2 separate regions of the Homo sapiens genome follow, and region 1 is linked to region 2. The links are chromatin contacts, found by Hi-C or POLR2A ChIA-PET in ENCODE. All regions are on one chromosome and are shown on one strand. The core of a region is the stretch at or near the end of the contact, and the rest is flanking DNA. Distances in the headings are between cores, read along the strand shown.

Region 1 (3,695 bases), core at 33-2,532, 260 kb after region 2:
CTTGTGGGATGTTATTTTCTAACAGCTATTGACAATTTTCATTTCCGCGTGGCAGGGTCCATGTGGTCAAAAGAACTTGACCTAAGCCTTATAAAATCACCAATGTGATGTTTTTATTTGGAAGCATGTTTTGCTGAGGCCATCAGAGTGGAACTGAGAGTTTAGTGGGCTGTGGTTCAAGGAACCACACTTACATGATGGTTTACAAGCAACTCAGCCTTCTCTGAAGGACGGCCTGATTTAGCCATAAGCGAAGAGTCTGGGCTCTGGAAGTTCAGTCTGAACAAAGACTGAGATAGGAATGCCTAGGGCATTTTTTGGGTCTCCATCTCCTCACCTGTGAAGTCATATGGACAATAATTAGTAAACAGGAGCACTGAAAGGATTGGCATTTTTGAAATGTTAAATGTTGTTTTCTTCAGCTCCAGCAACAACTGTTTCTTGTGACTTTCTGTGGGACTCTGAGGAATGTTGGGATGATAATCACAGGAACCAATGGCTGCCTCTGGAAAGCCCATAATTCTGCACATTCATGGAGCTTCACTCTGATTCCAAATCCAGAAAGACCACCATGTCACTTATGGAGACACTTGAAATCCTTTCCACATCTTCACTCATCACGCCTGGGGTGAGAACTAGGAATACGTGAATAAACCAATAACACGTTACTGAAGTCAGTTTCGAGTTTTGCCTGCTATGAACTTAGAAACAACTCCATTTCTCTCAGCACTAGATGGCCTGTTCAGAGTGTATGTGTGTGTGTGTGTGTGTCCTCATGTGTGCAGAGACAGAAAGAGACAGAGGGAGAGAACGCAATATTTAGTTTTGAAGATATTACACTTATAATTATGCTTTCAGAAGCCTGTTTCTGGGAGTACCACAGAACAATGCAGTTAGGTTACCCAAGGAATAAAATCATTAAATAGGGCCGTCCTCTGGTTTTTCCTCCAAACCACTGTCTGTGTGTTGTTCAGGGGAAAGAATCTCAGCTTATTCACAAGTGGCACTATCTTTCCACAGGATGTTCATTGTTTTGAAACTAGAAGAAAACCTCAACAGCTCTGAAGTATATAATTATGCTTTCTTATTACCCAACAAGAATGTTCTCGGGAGTGTTGTTGCGATGACTCGCTTGCGAGTGATCTGACGGAAGGAAGGGCGGCTGAGGAGGAGAGGAGGAGGGAGCAGAGCTTGCCTTCCATGCCACTTACTTTGTTGTCTGACAGCTCTCACAGATTTGTGGCTTGTCCTCAAGTAGACAGCCTAGGGAGATTTTTGGTCGAGGGTTCCCAGTCTCCTCCATGTCCCCCCACCCCCGCCCCACTGTTATCAGTGTAATAAGTGATTTCAGAGTATTAGGGGAGATTCCACTGCCACTGAATCATGTACAGACTCACGGCCAGATGATGACATCAGAAACATATGTGTTAGTCTGAAGGCAGGACTTTGCCTAGGAAATGAGAACAAGATCTCCAGCCGGAGAATTAAGGACCCAGAGGCTTAGAAACCACCCCAAGAGGAGAGCTTCTTTATCTTTCCCCTCCAGGCGGAAAGTCACCTAAAATTTTCTCCTTAGATGTTCACTGTGCTGTTTTTAAATATTTCTAGGAAAGCTCTTTTAGAAAGCTAGGATTTAAGTACTTCACAAACAAGGCAAAGTTTGCATGTAAGGGATAAACTCTGCATGCTCTAACTCATAATTACCATGATTTTATAAACCTGGCATTTCCTAACCAAGCTTTATTTTCATTTGGAGCAGTATCTGTAAGTGAATTCTTCATTAATCATGTTTGCCCACCCATATACCCACCTGTATTTTTAAAAGGTGTATTATTCCCAGATATGTGTTTATATAGACACATCACAATATTATTCCAAGTGCTTTTTATCAGGCCATGGGACACATTTCAAATCACTCTCTAAGTTGACATCATACTTGAGCCTTATGCAGACTGTGTGGTTTCCATAGTAACAAAATCACTTAATGGTGTGAGAAACATGTGGAAGATTATAGAAAAAAAGGAGAAAATCTGAATGGAACAAAAGGCAGGAGCTAAAGTCAAAATTTCTTGGAATGTAAGAAAATTTTTATTGTCGTTTTATTTATCTGAAAACATGAGTACAAACTCTCTTGATGCTACTGGGTATAAATTGTGTCAGTAAAGGATGACCTTTAAGCGTCCAAGGTCACCTTACCCCAAGCTATAGTCTTACAGATGCCTGCACTTCTCATTGTGTGTGTGTGTGGGTGTGTGTGTGTGTGTGTGTGTGTGTGTGTTTGAGCATATGTGTATTTCTGTATAGCTATATAAGTATATACACGTATATGCATTTGGAAGATCCGTGGTCTCTTTTTAAAAACTGGTTTCACCATCTTAGATCCGAAACAGGTAGTAAGGTACTTTCTGAAAGACTTACCTTATTTTCTCTTTGTGTACACACAAACACCAAGACAAGCTAAATTCTTATTTGGGTAAATAGTAATGGTGTACTTGGAAACACCTCTCATTCATTCAGTAATTTATTCATTGGAGACATTTATTGAACATCTCTTGTGATAGACAGAGTCCTTGTACCAGACAGAGAGCTGTAAGCAGACAATTATGATAACTGTGAAGTGTTATGTGGGTAATCTATGAAAAGTTTAGCATGTAATCTTCCTGGTCTCTTTCTTCTTCTTCTTTTTTTTTTTTGAGATGGAGTTTCGCTCTTGTTGCCTAAGCTGCAGTGTAATGGCTCGATCTTGGCTCACCACAACCTCCACCTCCCAGGTTCAAGCGATTCTCCTGCCTCAGCCTCCCAAGTAGCTGGGACTATAGGCGCGTACCACCATGCCTGGCTAATTTTTTGTATTTAGTAGAGGCGGGGTTTCACCGTGTTAGCCCGGATGGTCTTGATCTCCTGACCTTGTGATCCGCCCACCTCGGCCTCCCAAAGTGCCAGGATTATAGGCGTGAGCCACCGCTCCTGGCCCCTGGTCTCTTATTAGGTCCTCCCTGTGACAAAGAGCTCACATTTTCCATGTTTCCAGTCCATGGGAAGCTCAACTGGCAGCTTAGGTCCCTTGCCTAAGGGATTGCAAGCACTTTTGTAAAAGGGTTGGGTTGTCGGGTCTTTCACTTATTAGGTTCCATGAATGAGGAGATGTATGTTCCTAGCCCTGTTTCTCCTACTATTCTAATTAGATGAACTGAGTAGACAAAAATAAATACAACATAATCCCAGCACTTTGGCCTCAGAGTGATGAGGAGGGCAGGATTAGCTGGGGATTTTAAGACAGTGTCTATGTTGGTGATGCCTGATTAAGCAAAACACCAACTTTCCTGGACGATGCATTTCTCCCTTTGGTTTTGTTAGAAACTGGAACCAAAAGGAAGCCCTTTGCGCCAACTCTTCTCAGTGGTAGGAGTTGAGACCATTAGTATTAGAGCTGGAGAAAATGTCGAAACACCTCCTCTAAGGCTGGCAGCCTGAGTAAATTCTGAAACCCTCCCTCAGTTCTCAACAAACAACTTGATGGTTTTTGAGGTCTTCTAAGAAGATGACTCTTCCTGGGAAGGCGAGCCCTCAATGGCCACTAGAGAGGGATTAGTGATGATGCTGCAGCCTTCGAGGTAGGTGTGCCCAAGAATACATCAAAGGCATTAGAACCGACTCTGGAACCAAGTCCTGGTAATTAACATCTCTGGCATCTT
Region 2 (3,935 bases), core at 855-3,354:
CTGCCAACATGGAATCTGATTTGCTCAGAGAGCAGAGGAGAAGCAACCAGACTTGGTGGCATAGAAGAACTTCCTGGTGTGCCCCTCAGCCCCTGGGTGGCATTCTTTCCCAACCACCGGGAGCACTCATAGGGACGCTGGAGATGCCTGGCTTGCTGATGTGGAACCCCACCCCCCCACACTTTCTTCAGAACCTAGATTTTTTTCTGAAGGGCCTCATCCACATACACTGCCTCAATCTAATAGAGGCAGTATTTATAAACCCTAAGAAAATCTGACCCGTGTTTACTCTTCTTATGGAGGTACTGAATGTAGGATTTGAAAAGTGAGTGATCCTCACTCTTGAAATCTCCCCACTGCTTGTTTAACTGTTGTTCCTCCTGGCCAACATTAAACAACCATGCAGCATATTCATTCAAGAGTGGGTAAAATCACTTCTTCTAGCTCCAAAAGATTCCAGTCACTCCCAAATTTTTGTTATAGGGAAACGCCTCCACAGGCTTCACCAAAGAAATGTTTAGCAGTTTATAAAATAAAGAACTTGTTGCAAGCCTCAAGTGAGGGCTTAGCTAGTGTAACATCTGAAATGTGAAGAAAATCTCAAGGCAGAGAGCACGAAACGTGGGTAGCCAAGGCTTGTGCCAATCACTTGAAACTGTAGGTTTGTAGAAACACTCAGGGCTGTGGAGAGCGATGCTGGTGATTTTACAACCTTTAAACCTAAACCAAAACCAATAAACATGGACTGTGCTAGTATTTTTGGTACTCTCCAAAAATCTCCTTGGACACACAGTGCCATAAAATACTGCACTGTGTCACTGACTCTTCTTTTTCTCAAAGTATATTGTTGTAAACCAGTGAATTTAGCAAATGTTCTTTTAGCATTTCAGACATCTGAAGAGATGCAGACCAGAAATGCAAGACCCCTTCCCAACCTGAAAGGTATACATGCTTCTCCTCCCTCTCCAAACTTACGAGCTGTTCAATATTTGAAATTTTTCTCCTTTGTGAAAACTCAGGTCATCTTCTGTCCGTGCTTCATAGTCATAAAGGGCCACAAAGAGTGTCACTCCTGCCGAAACGAAATTCACAAGAAGGGAGATTATTACACAAGGGGAAATTAATTCCAAGAAATTAAATCTTCACTAAAATCTCATTCTCACAATCTACATCTAGCCAGCACTAATAACATGATGAAGTGTTGTAATTAACGTGTCAAAACCACAGTCACAGGGCTGTGTTTATGCCTTGGTCTTTGTAGGGGAAGCCTTACTGTATCTGAAAGAAACCTAGACCTGAAGGGCTTCTTTCTGTAATAGCTTTTAATGAGGGCTGAGGAGCAGGGAAATATTAAAATTGCATCCCAAACAAAAGGGCAGCGTCAGCGTCAGGGTTCAGGTTTGCAGGGCTCTGCAGCAGTTACTGACATCCTTTGCTGGTCGTATCTTCTCCTCCACTTGGAGCCTATGTTAGTTTCTGGGTAAAATGCACCACCCTTTCTCCTGGTAAAACAGTAACATAGAACGTAATAGGAAATGCCTCCTGCAGCTTGGGGAAATTTAGAGAAGACCGTTTCTGTAATATTCACCCCAATTAGAGGATGTACTGCCCTTGGCATCTGCAGTTCATTTTGCAGTTTTGTGCTGCTCGCCCCACTGCTGAAAATGGAACCCTCTCCCTTGTCCTCCCCCTACCTTGAACTCACCTCTCCTCACACTGTCTTGTAGCACTCACTCTTCCTCACACCCACCCTATGTCCTCTCATCTGGCTCTCTAGAGAGGCCCTTCCTGGTTTACAGAAGTTTGCTAGCAGCAGCAGAGAATATCCAGTGTCATTTGGCCTAGGATTTCCTCCATATAATTAGGCATAATTCTTTTTTTTTTTTCAAATAGAGACGGGGGTCTCACTATGTTGCCCAGGCTGGTCTCGAATTCCTGGGTGCAAGTGATCCCCCTGGCTTGGCCTCCCAAAGTGCTGGGATTATAGGTGTGACCTACTGTGCCCAACCCAACAGGCATAATTCTAGCATAGTCCCCAGTGACTCCTGCCTCCTAGTATTCAGTCTCGTGCAAGCCCCTCCCCTTGAGTGTGGGCTGGATCTAACGACTTGCTTCTACTCAACAGAATGTGCAGTCCCTTAAGTGACTAGGCTTCAAAAGATGGTGACTTCCGTCTTTCTAGCAGACTCTCTCTATTGCCACTTCAGCTTGTGTACTTTGATGAAGCAAGGCGCCATGCTGGTGAGGCCCATGTGACCAAGAACTGAGGGTGGCCTCTGGCCAACAGCCAGCGAGGCACCGAATCCTGCCAGCACTACATGAGTTTGGAAGCAGATCATTCTCAGCTAAACTGTGAGATGACTATAGCCCAGCCAACGTACCTTGATTACAGCCTGTGAGAGATTCTGAAGGACCGAACTGACCATTCGCAGATTCCTGACCCACAGAAACTGTAAATTTAGGTTTTATAATTTTAATTGATGTATGGACACACATAAACAAAAAAGCATGAAGGAAGATTTGGATCCAAGCGGTGCCACACTTTATGTCATCACTACAAGTGTTCAAGTGTAAAGAAAACCAGTTTTGAAACTATGAAATTCCTGATTCATAAATACACAGTTATTTCTATTTTAGTACATATAAGATAATACACTGTTATTAAAGCTCTTTTATTAAGGCAATTGCATATGTCTTAAAAGCAATGGTAAATTAAGTTGCCTTCCAAAACTGTGTACTTGTCTGGTCAGCTGTGTATGATCAGTTATCTACCTCAGAGTCTATTTTCTTTTGTGCTGGGACAGGTTGCTGGCCCTCCCTGTTTCCACAGCCCAAATCCTCCTAGCTCAGAAGCTAGGGCTAAGCAGTTATTTCTTTTGAGTATTTTTTAGTTCTTACATTTTATGCTTGTATTTGATGATAAATGTCAGTGACATTTCATAGTTTCCAAAGTCCTGGCTGCTCTGAGAAGTGTAGATTCTAGTGAAAATTACATAGTCATAAGATAAATTTGTTTTTGTTTTATTTTTTAAAAGTCACGGTATCACTGGTTCTATGCTCCCTGGAATATTACTGCTTTGTGAAAGCCCAGGCTGAACGCAGCACCCTCTGTGTACCTAGTACAGTTATAAACCTGGGTCTCCCACTAGTTGATACTTCTGCATTAGTTAAGGCAGAAATTTGATAGTTTGGTTAGAGGGGAGGGGAAATCTGTTGCCAGAAATGTCTAACTAAGTGCCATACTCGTCTGGGTAAGATTTGGGAAACATAACCTCTGTATATTAAAAAAAAAATTAGTTAAACATCATATAGTAGATAGCCATTAAATTATAAAAAAAATTATGAAGAAAGATCTTTTGTACCCGATTGAAAAAAAGAGATATAGAGATATCTATATGATCAAGAGAGTTAATTTTTTTTTTTTTTTTTTGAGATGGAGTTTCACTCTTGTCGCCCAGGCTGGAGTGCAGTGGCATAATCTCAGCTCACTGCAACCTCCGCCTCCCGGGTTCAAGTGATTCTCCTGCCTCAGCCTCCCGAGTAGCTGAGATTACAGGTGCCTGCCACCATGCCCAGCTAATTTTTTGTATTTTTAGTAGAGACGGGGTTTCACCATGTTGGGCAGGCTGGTCTTGAACTCCTGACATCGTGATCTGCCTGCCTCAGCCTCCCAAAGTGCTGGGATTACAGGTGTAAGCCACTGCGCCTGGCCGAGATTTAATTTTTTATTTTTGTTTTACTAGTGCCACAGACTTGCCAGTGGTAACTTATTTACCCCATTCAAGATAACTCTGTAGTTTTCTTTCCTAGGACTTGTTGTTAAACGTCAAAAGACATTTTTGAGCTGTATGTTTGATCAGACTGTTAGCTTTTCTGTTTTATTTCTTTTAAGAACCTCTGAATAAAAAACATCTGAAATTGAAAAAAAAAAGAAA

The links. Hi-C counts contacts between places; a loop is a spot of excess contacts on that map. ChIA-PET counts read pairs that join two places held with the same protein, here RNA polymerase II (POLR2A). Pooled maps may share reads with other maps.
Region 1: a loop to region 2 is called in a pooled map, with 2.5 times the contacts of the local background. The contact joins two enhancer-like sites. A Hi-C loop is called at or near these places in 2 of 168 maps with a recorded cell type or tissue (naive thymus-derived CD4-positive, alpha-beta T cell and transverse colon) and 6 of 50 pooled maps. POLR2A ChIA-PET finds 5 or more read pairs at or near these places in 7 of 52 experiments (CD4-positive, alpha-beta T cell, GM12878, H1 and 4 more).

Annotation. Positions count from the first base shown.
Region 1 is chr6:111,972,194-111,975,888 of GRCh38, forward strand. No RefSeq gene overlaps it. Among named protein-coding and RNA genes, the nearest start is that of LINC02527, 65 kb to the left of the region's middle. Within about 2 kb of position 1,283, at least 25 of the 41 ENCODE cell types and tissues checked have a DNase peak (open chromatin) inside an H3K27ac peak, as active enhancers do; they include CD4-positive, alpha-beta T cell, where a contact is called at or near this core.
Region 2 is chr6:111,713,372-111,717,306 of GRCh38, forward strand. FYN (FYN proto-oncogene, Src family tyrosine kinase) reads right to left here. Exons shown (of 14, transcript NM_002037.5): 5 at 976-1,072. Among named protein-coding and RNA genes, the nearest start is that of TRAF3IP2, 110 kb to the left of the region's middle. Within about 2 kb of position 2,105, at least 4 of the 41 ENCODE cell types and tissues checked have a DNase peak (open chromatin) inside an H3K27ac peak, as active enhancers do; they include CD4-positive, alpha-beta T cell, where a contact is called at or near this core.